Linked DNA regions of Homo sapiens: region 2 is linked to region 1. The links are chromatin contacts, found by Hi-C or POLR2A ChIA-PET in ENCODE. All regions are on one chromosome and are shown on one strand. The core of a region is the stretch at or near the end of the contact, and the rest is flanking DNA. Distances in the headings are between cores, read along the strand shown. Region 1 has its middle 44 kb from the start of CH25H. Region 2 holds the start of LIPA (lipase A, lysosomal acid type).

Region 1 (3,050 bases), core at 59-2,558:
ACACTCACTCCAGTAAGACATCCCTAGTGGCCATATCAGGACTCCACACAGCTGCTACCATTCCCACTGCAGGACTTTGCATACCATTACCTGGAAGTGCTTGGGATCCTCCAAGTACTTCTATTGCTTCGCATTTTTTTCCATTTGGAGGATAAGCCTTATGTCTGTCATGATATTCTGTGAGGCAGAGTTTATTCCTACTTCTTTTCTTTGAAGCTGTTTTTACTCCTCCTCCTCCTCCTCATTCATCTCTTATTCTCAGCCTCCTCATCATTCCTCCTCCTTCTCCTCTTTCCTCCTCTTCTCCATTCAACTCCTCTTCCCTTCCTCTTCTTCCTTACCATCCTCTTTCTTCATTTCTTTTCACCTTCCTCTCCTTGCTCCAACTCTTTTCCCTTCAACTCTTCCTCCTCTTCCTTCTTGTTGTTCTATATCTTCTTTTATGTTCCCTTCATCTTTGGCTTTGATGGTCTTCAGTGGGATCATCACTATTTTGTGTAACATGGGACACTGTTTATTCATTAATTCAACAAATTCTTCCGAGGTGCTCATTACATACCAGGATTTGAGCTTGGTGCAAGGGTCATGACAGTGAATGAGGTCCCAGCACTGTCCTGGTAAATTTTTGACACTTGTGGAAAGAGAGACAAGTAAGCCATTGGTTAGGATGTTGTGCAATGCAGGCTATAACAGGTGGAAGAGAAGGTGCTACTTGAACACACACAATGACTCTTTAAGTCAGTTTTGGGGTGTAGGGGAAGTAGTGAAGGCTTCCTAGAGGATCTGATATTTAAAGTGAGACCTAAGCGCGCAGATGCTTCCTCTGTGGAGAGCTTTATACTTACTGTTAGTTCTAAAGACACAGCTTCCTTTTTCTAACACTCTTGTCTCAGCTTTGGTTACTTAGACGTTATAAGGTTCTTGATATCTTATTGTATTTCCTCTAACCCTGCTACAAATTCTTCATTTTTTCCAATGTGTTCAACTTTGAAGAAGCATCCCTCTGTTCACTCCACTTCTCCTTGAATACAGCATTGAGTTGCATTATTGCAAACAGAGCTGGTTCTGACTTTTCCTCCCACCCCCTAATACCACAAATTTAGTGGTAGAACCACAAGTAGAATTTCCAGTGAAGAACTCTCTACTAGATGACACTGAATCAAACCTAACAGTGCTATCAATTAAAATTCATGTACTCTGTTGCATAAACAGGCGATTACATAAGTTGTGTGCTGACGGAGCAGTGTTGAGACACGCTGTCTGGCAATTGGTCTCTCTCGTTTGGTTGCAAGTTTCAGTTTCCTGGCAAGTCTTGTTTCGCCGTCCATCTGGTACAAGTGAGCACAGCAAGACAGCCAGGGTGAGCAGAAAGCCCACAGATACAGGAAAAGGTACTTAGCTTGCAGGTGATGTCAGTTCTTTCAGACAACTAGTCACTTTTTCCTTTCTGAAACTAGATTACAACCTATTTGTCTTTGGAGAGTTGACTGCTAGTGACACTGAAATTTTGGCTTAATTTGCAGACTGGGATGATGAGCATCTATTTTAGCTTCTTAGGGACATGCATAGAGCTGCTTATCTTGCTTGGCACAGGACATAGTTCTACTTTACATAAAGGTAACCACTAAGATTGGCCTTACCAGGGAGGAGAATAGAAAGCTGCCTCTGAGAAGTGCCAAGCTGAGACCCACACTTACTACATTCTATCCAGGGCCAGTCCTGCCTCAGCCACCAGCACCAAGGTTACTACAGCCTGAGTTTAGGTCATGTAATTTCAGTCTCTTTGGCAGCTTCATTAACTCTGAGTTCAACTGCTTCATCTGTGAAATGAGAATAATAACATTTACCTTGCATGATTGTTTTAAAAATTAAATAATTTCAGGGCATACATTAGATGTGCAATAGATATTCCATTTATTATTCATGGAATGTTTATTGAGCATCTACTATGAGCCAGGCACTGTGTTAGGTATGGAGTCTTGCACTTAACGTGATTATAGGTAATCTCATGGAGGAGACAACAATTTTTTACAGATAATTATACTAAGAATGCAATCGTTACAATAAAAATTAAGAAAATAAGCAGAGGAAATTAGTTGCTGCCACCTCTTAACCTTAGGTTCACTGCTAAATTCAAAATAAATTAGAAGTTATAATCTCTAAATATATCATGAGCAAGTAACATCATACTTTGGCAGTTCATTTCTTTGCAGCAAATTGGAGCCATTACATAATGGGTTTTATGATATATACCAGAAAAGTTCAAAGAGGGGTCTGGTGGATGATCCTTTGTTTTGCTTACATCCAAACCAAACAAAGCAACTAGTTAACTCAGCAACAAATCAACCAACCAACAGACATAAAAGAATTAAGCAGTAAGATGTTGCTAACATTACAGAAAACAATTGCCTTGACCTTTATCACAGAATCAAATAAAAATGATGAGAATAACTGATATTTATTAAGTTCTTTTCATACCCCAACTCCATGCTAAGCACTTTCCTGTATGTTCCTATTTATGCTTCATAATTCTTCCAGATGTAGTTTAATATCCATATTTTATAGCTGAAAGAATTAGTTAGAGAACAACTTGCCAAAAGTCACATTGTATAAAAGAGGCAAAGCTGAGATTCAAGTAAAGATTGTTATAACTGAAAAACCTGGTGCCTTAACCAGTACACCATAAGCATTTATCTAAAAATAAAATTACTTATGAACCAACTTCAGGAAATATTAAATTCCCACATTATGAATAAATTCCAGATGGATAAAATATCTCAATATAAAATACAAAATCACATGAAAATATTAAAATAGAAGAGAAATATTTTTATACAAATATAGTGAGTGAAGAAGCCCTTTTAAGTATGGTATAAAGCCCAAAAATCATAAAAGAAAGTAATGACTGATAAGACTAATTAAAACGTTAACTTTATTTACTTCAACAAAGTTAACTTAAGTAAACTTAAGTTTACTTAAATAAACTTTATTCACTTCAATAAAGGTGAAATGATAACTGAGAAAAATGTGTAATCTAGATAACAGACAAA
Region 2 (3,123 bases), core at 334-2,833, 88 kb before region 1:
AAGACAAGCCTTTTGCCTTCTGCCATGATTGTGAGGCCTCCCCAGTCCTGTGAAACTGTGAGTCAGTTAAACCTTTTTCCTTCATAAATTACCCAGTCTTGGGTATGTCTTTATTAGCAGCATGAGAACAGACTAATACACCTTCTAATTAGTCTCCCTGCTTCTGTAGTTCAGAATGATCTTTCTAAACTAGATTATGCTGCCCTTCTATTGAAAATATTACACTGGCTTCTCATCTTACTCAGAAGACACGGTAAGATCTTGACAAGTGGCTCCCAAGGCACCAGACTTCTAGGACTTCATGTTCTATTACTTTCTACTATGTACATTCTGTTTTAGCCTCAAAGACCTCACCACTCTGGCTAGGACCCACCAGGAATATTCCTACCACAGGGCCTTTGTACCTGCTATTTTCACCCAGAATGTGCTTTCTCCAGTATCTAAGGCTGTTAACTACCTCCTTGCCTGTGCTCAGGTGTCACTTCATAAGAGTCCTTTCCTGATTACCATATACATATCATCCTCCTTATCCCTGTTTTTTTTTTTTTTTGGGGGATGGAGTCTCACTCTGTTGTCCATGCTGGAGTGCAGTGGCATGATCTCCGCTCACTGCAACCTCCACCTACCTGGTTCAAGCCATTTTCCTGCCTCAGCCTCCCAAGGAGCTGGGATTAGAGGCACACACCACCACACCCGCTAATTTTGTATTTTTAGTAGAGATGGGGTTTCACCAAGTTGGCCAGGCTGGTCCTGAACTCCTGTCCTCAGGTGATCCGCCCTCCTCAGCTTCCCAAACTGCTGGGATTACAGGCGTGAGCCACTGTGCCCAGCCCCTTGTTGTTTGTTGTTGTTGTTGTTTGTTTGTTTTTGTTGTTATTTATAGCACTTATCACCACCTCATGTATTATATAGTTATTCATGATGTGTCTCTTCCCATCAGAATATATACAAGAGAACAGGAACCTTGTTTGGTTGGTTTCTATACCTCCACTGTCTTACTAATGCCTGGCATTTAGTAGGTGCTCAATAAAATCTTTGTTTTAGAAAATGATTAATAAATAATATGTACATATTGAATATTGTTTCCTCTTTTAACAAATCTTTAATAATAATAAAAAATTTAAAGCAGCAAGATTGCTTTGCATCAGGCACAATGATAAGCGCTTTAAATGGAGCCCATGATTCACTTTCATTTATAGAGCCCACATGCTCTCTGTCAGGCGCAGAAGGTGCCAGCCCTGCAGGAGCTTCGGGGGCGGAGCAGAAGGCCGCCTAAAACAGCCTTTGCTAAGAGAGCATGCGTAGGCGACGCGCTGGTAGAGCTGTGGACCTGCCAGCCTGCGAGGCGGAGGACGGGCTCCATCTCTTAGAAACGCCTACGGCGCATGCTCTATGGGGTCAACTGGGGGGCTGGCAAGCGGCAGCGCTGGTCTGGGGCGGAGTCTCCGAGGCACTTCCCGGTGGCTGGCTGCTCTGATTGGCTGAACAAATAGTCCGAGGGTGGTGGGCATCCGCCCTCCCGACAAGGCAGACCAGGCCCCCTGCAGGTCCCCTATCCGCACCCCGGCCCCTGAGAGCTGGCACTGCGACTCGAGACAGCGGCCCGGCAGGACAGCTCCAGGTGAGAGTGCCGGCGCCGCGGCGCTGCCAGGTGCGGGTGCGGCGTGGAAGCTGGTGCCTTCAGCAAGGGGAGGGTCGCGCCCCGAGGCTCTGCCGGCCGGCAAGACCCTCTGCGTTTGGACCCAGCGAGTCTTGCCTGGGGTGCCTGCGGGTGCTTTTTCTGCGGGCGTTGGCTCAAGGCATCTGCCAATCAACCAGGGCAACTTCAGAGAGCAACTTCAGAGAGAAGCCCACTCTCTTCCCTGGGCGCTGTCCACTTTCCTGGACAGGCGCGGTCTCCGGTCAGTGAAGCTGCCCAGTGCTCCTGGACCGCGAGGACAGCAGGGATGTCTGATTCCTCTCTCTGCATCCTCGTGCTCTCCCCTTAGCTCCTCCAGGCATCCCATCCTACCTCTCTTGTTAGCCAACGGCGTGGTCGAAAGCAGACTTGGGCATCAATCCTGGTTAAAGTCCCAGCGATACTGCTTTTTAAACAGCTGACACTTTGCTTCCAGTACTTCAGCTGGGTGAACCTCAGATTCCTGAAAAATGGAATTAATGGTACTGCCATAGGGTCGGTGGAGGAGTAATTGACAGTAGATCAGAAGCGCTGCCTGCGGTGGCTGGCGCCTCGCAAGAGCTTAAATGGGAGTCGTAATAATTGTTGTTATTAGAAAGTTAAATAGCATGCTGCGTTGGGGCCTTTTCTTCTGCCACTGAACTGTTGGACTGCTCTTATCTTTTTTCAGAATCTGTACTATGCATCTAATATATACGTGGCACTTTGCTTGGTCCTGGGGGTACAAAGCTGAGTCAGATTGTTACAAAGTCTAAATAACTGAGATAAAGGTGTTAATACAGCCCAGAAAAGCACACTTAATTCAGCCTGGAAGGTTTTTTTTCCCCCCTCCTTCGAGATTTTCAGAGTATCTCCTTCTTAGTAAGAATTGCTTGGCTTAGTATGTTGAGAAAAACATACTAAGTATGTAGTGTTGTGTTGGAAGGAAAACTTAACTGGGTGAGATTTTCAGCTGAGTAGCTTTAGCTGTTACTCTCATGGACCTTCCTCTGGGCGGTTGATACAGGTTCTGTAGGAAAACCGCTGAATGAAAGCAGCTCCTGCAGATGCTATTCTGTTTTCAATTGTGGTAATTCCTTTAATTTTTTCCCTTTCAATTTACTCCTTATTCTCTAGTAATAATGGACTTTTGGGAGGTTGCATTTATGATAAAAAATAGCCTGGGGCTGTACAATCCTTCCTATCATGAAGAAGTACAAAGTTGTAAGTAGAAGCAGTGGCCTTGCTTTGCCAATGCACACTGAAGGGGATAACGTTTGCTCCTGTTCAGAGTTCACGGTCGGGCGCGGTGGCTCACGCCTGTAATCCTAGCACTTTTGGAGGCCGAGGCCGGCGGATCACGAGGTCAGGAGATCGAGACCATCCTGGCTAACACGGTGAAACCCTGTTTCTACTAAAAATACAAAAACAAAATTAGCCAGGCGTGGTGGTGGGCGCCTGTAGTC

The links. A loop is a pair of places that touch in the nucleus more often than their neighbours do. ChIA-PET counts read pairs that join two places held with the same protein, here RNA polymerase II (POLR2A). Pooled maps may share reads with other maps.
Region 2: a map with no recorded cell type shows a loop between it and region 1 (7-fold over the local background). The contact joins the promoter of LIPA here to the enhancer-like site in region 1. A Hi-C loop is called at or near these places in 1 of 37 single-sample maps with no recorded cell type and 6 of 50 pooled maps. POLR2A ChIA-PET finds 5 or more read pairs at or near these places in 3 of 52 experiments (WTC11, activated CD4-positive, alpha-beta T cell and activated CD8-positive, alpha-beta memory T cell).

The regions. Positions count from the first base shown.
Region 1 is chr10:89,162,074-89,165,123 of GRCh38, reverse strand. No RefSeq gene overlaps it. Among named protein-coding and RNA genes, the nearest start is that of CH25H, 44 kb to the left of the region's middle. RefSeq lists an enhancer at 1,496-1,545. Within about 2 kb of position 1,308, at least 9 of the 41 ENCODE cell types and tissues checked have a DNase peak (open chromatin) inside an H3K27ac peak, as active enhancers do.
Region 2 is chr10:89,250,235-89,253,357 of GRCh38, reverse strand. LIPA (lipase A, lysosomal acid type) reads left to right here and starts at 1,583. Exons shown (of 10, transcript NM_000235.4): 1 at 1,583-1,621. RefSeq lists an enhancer at 1,497-1,556.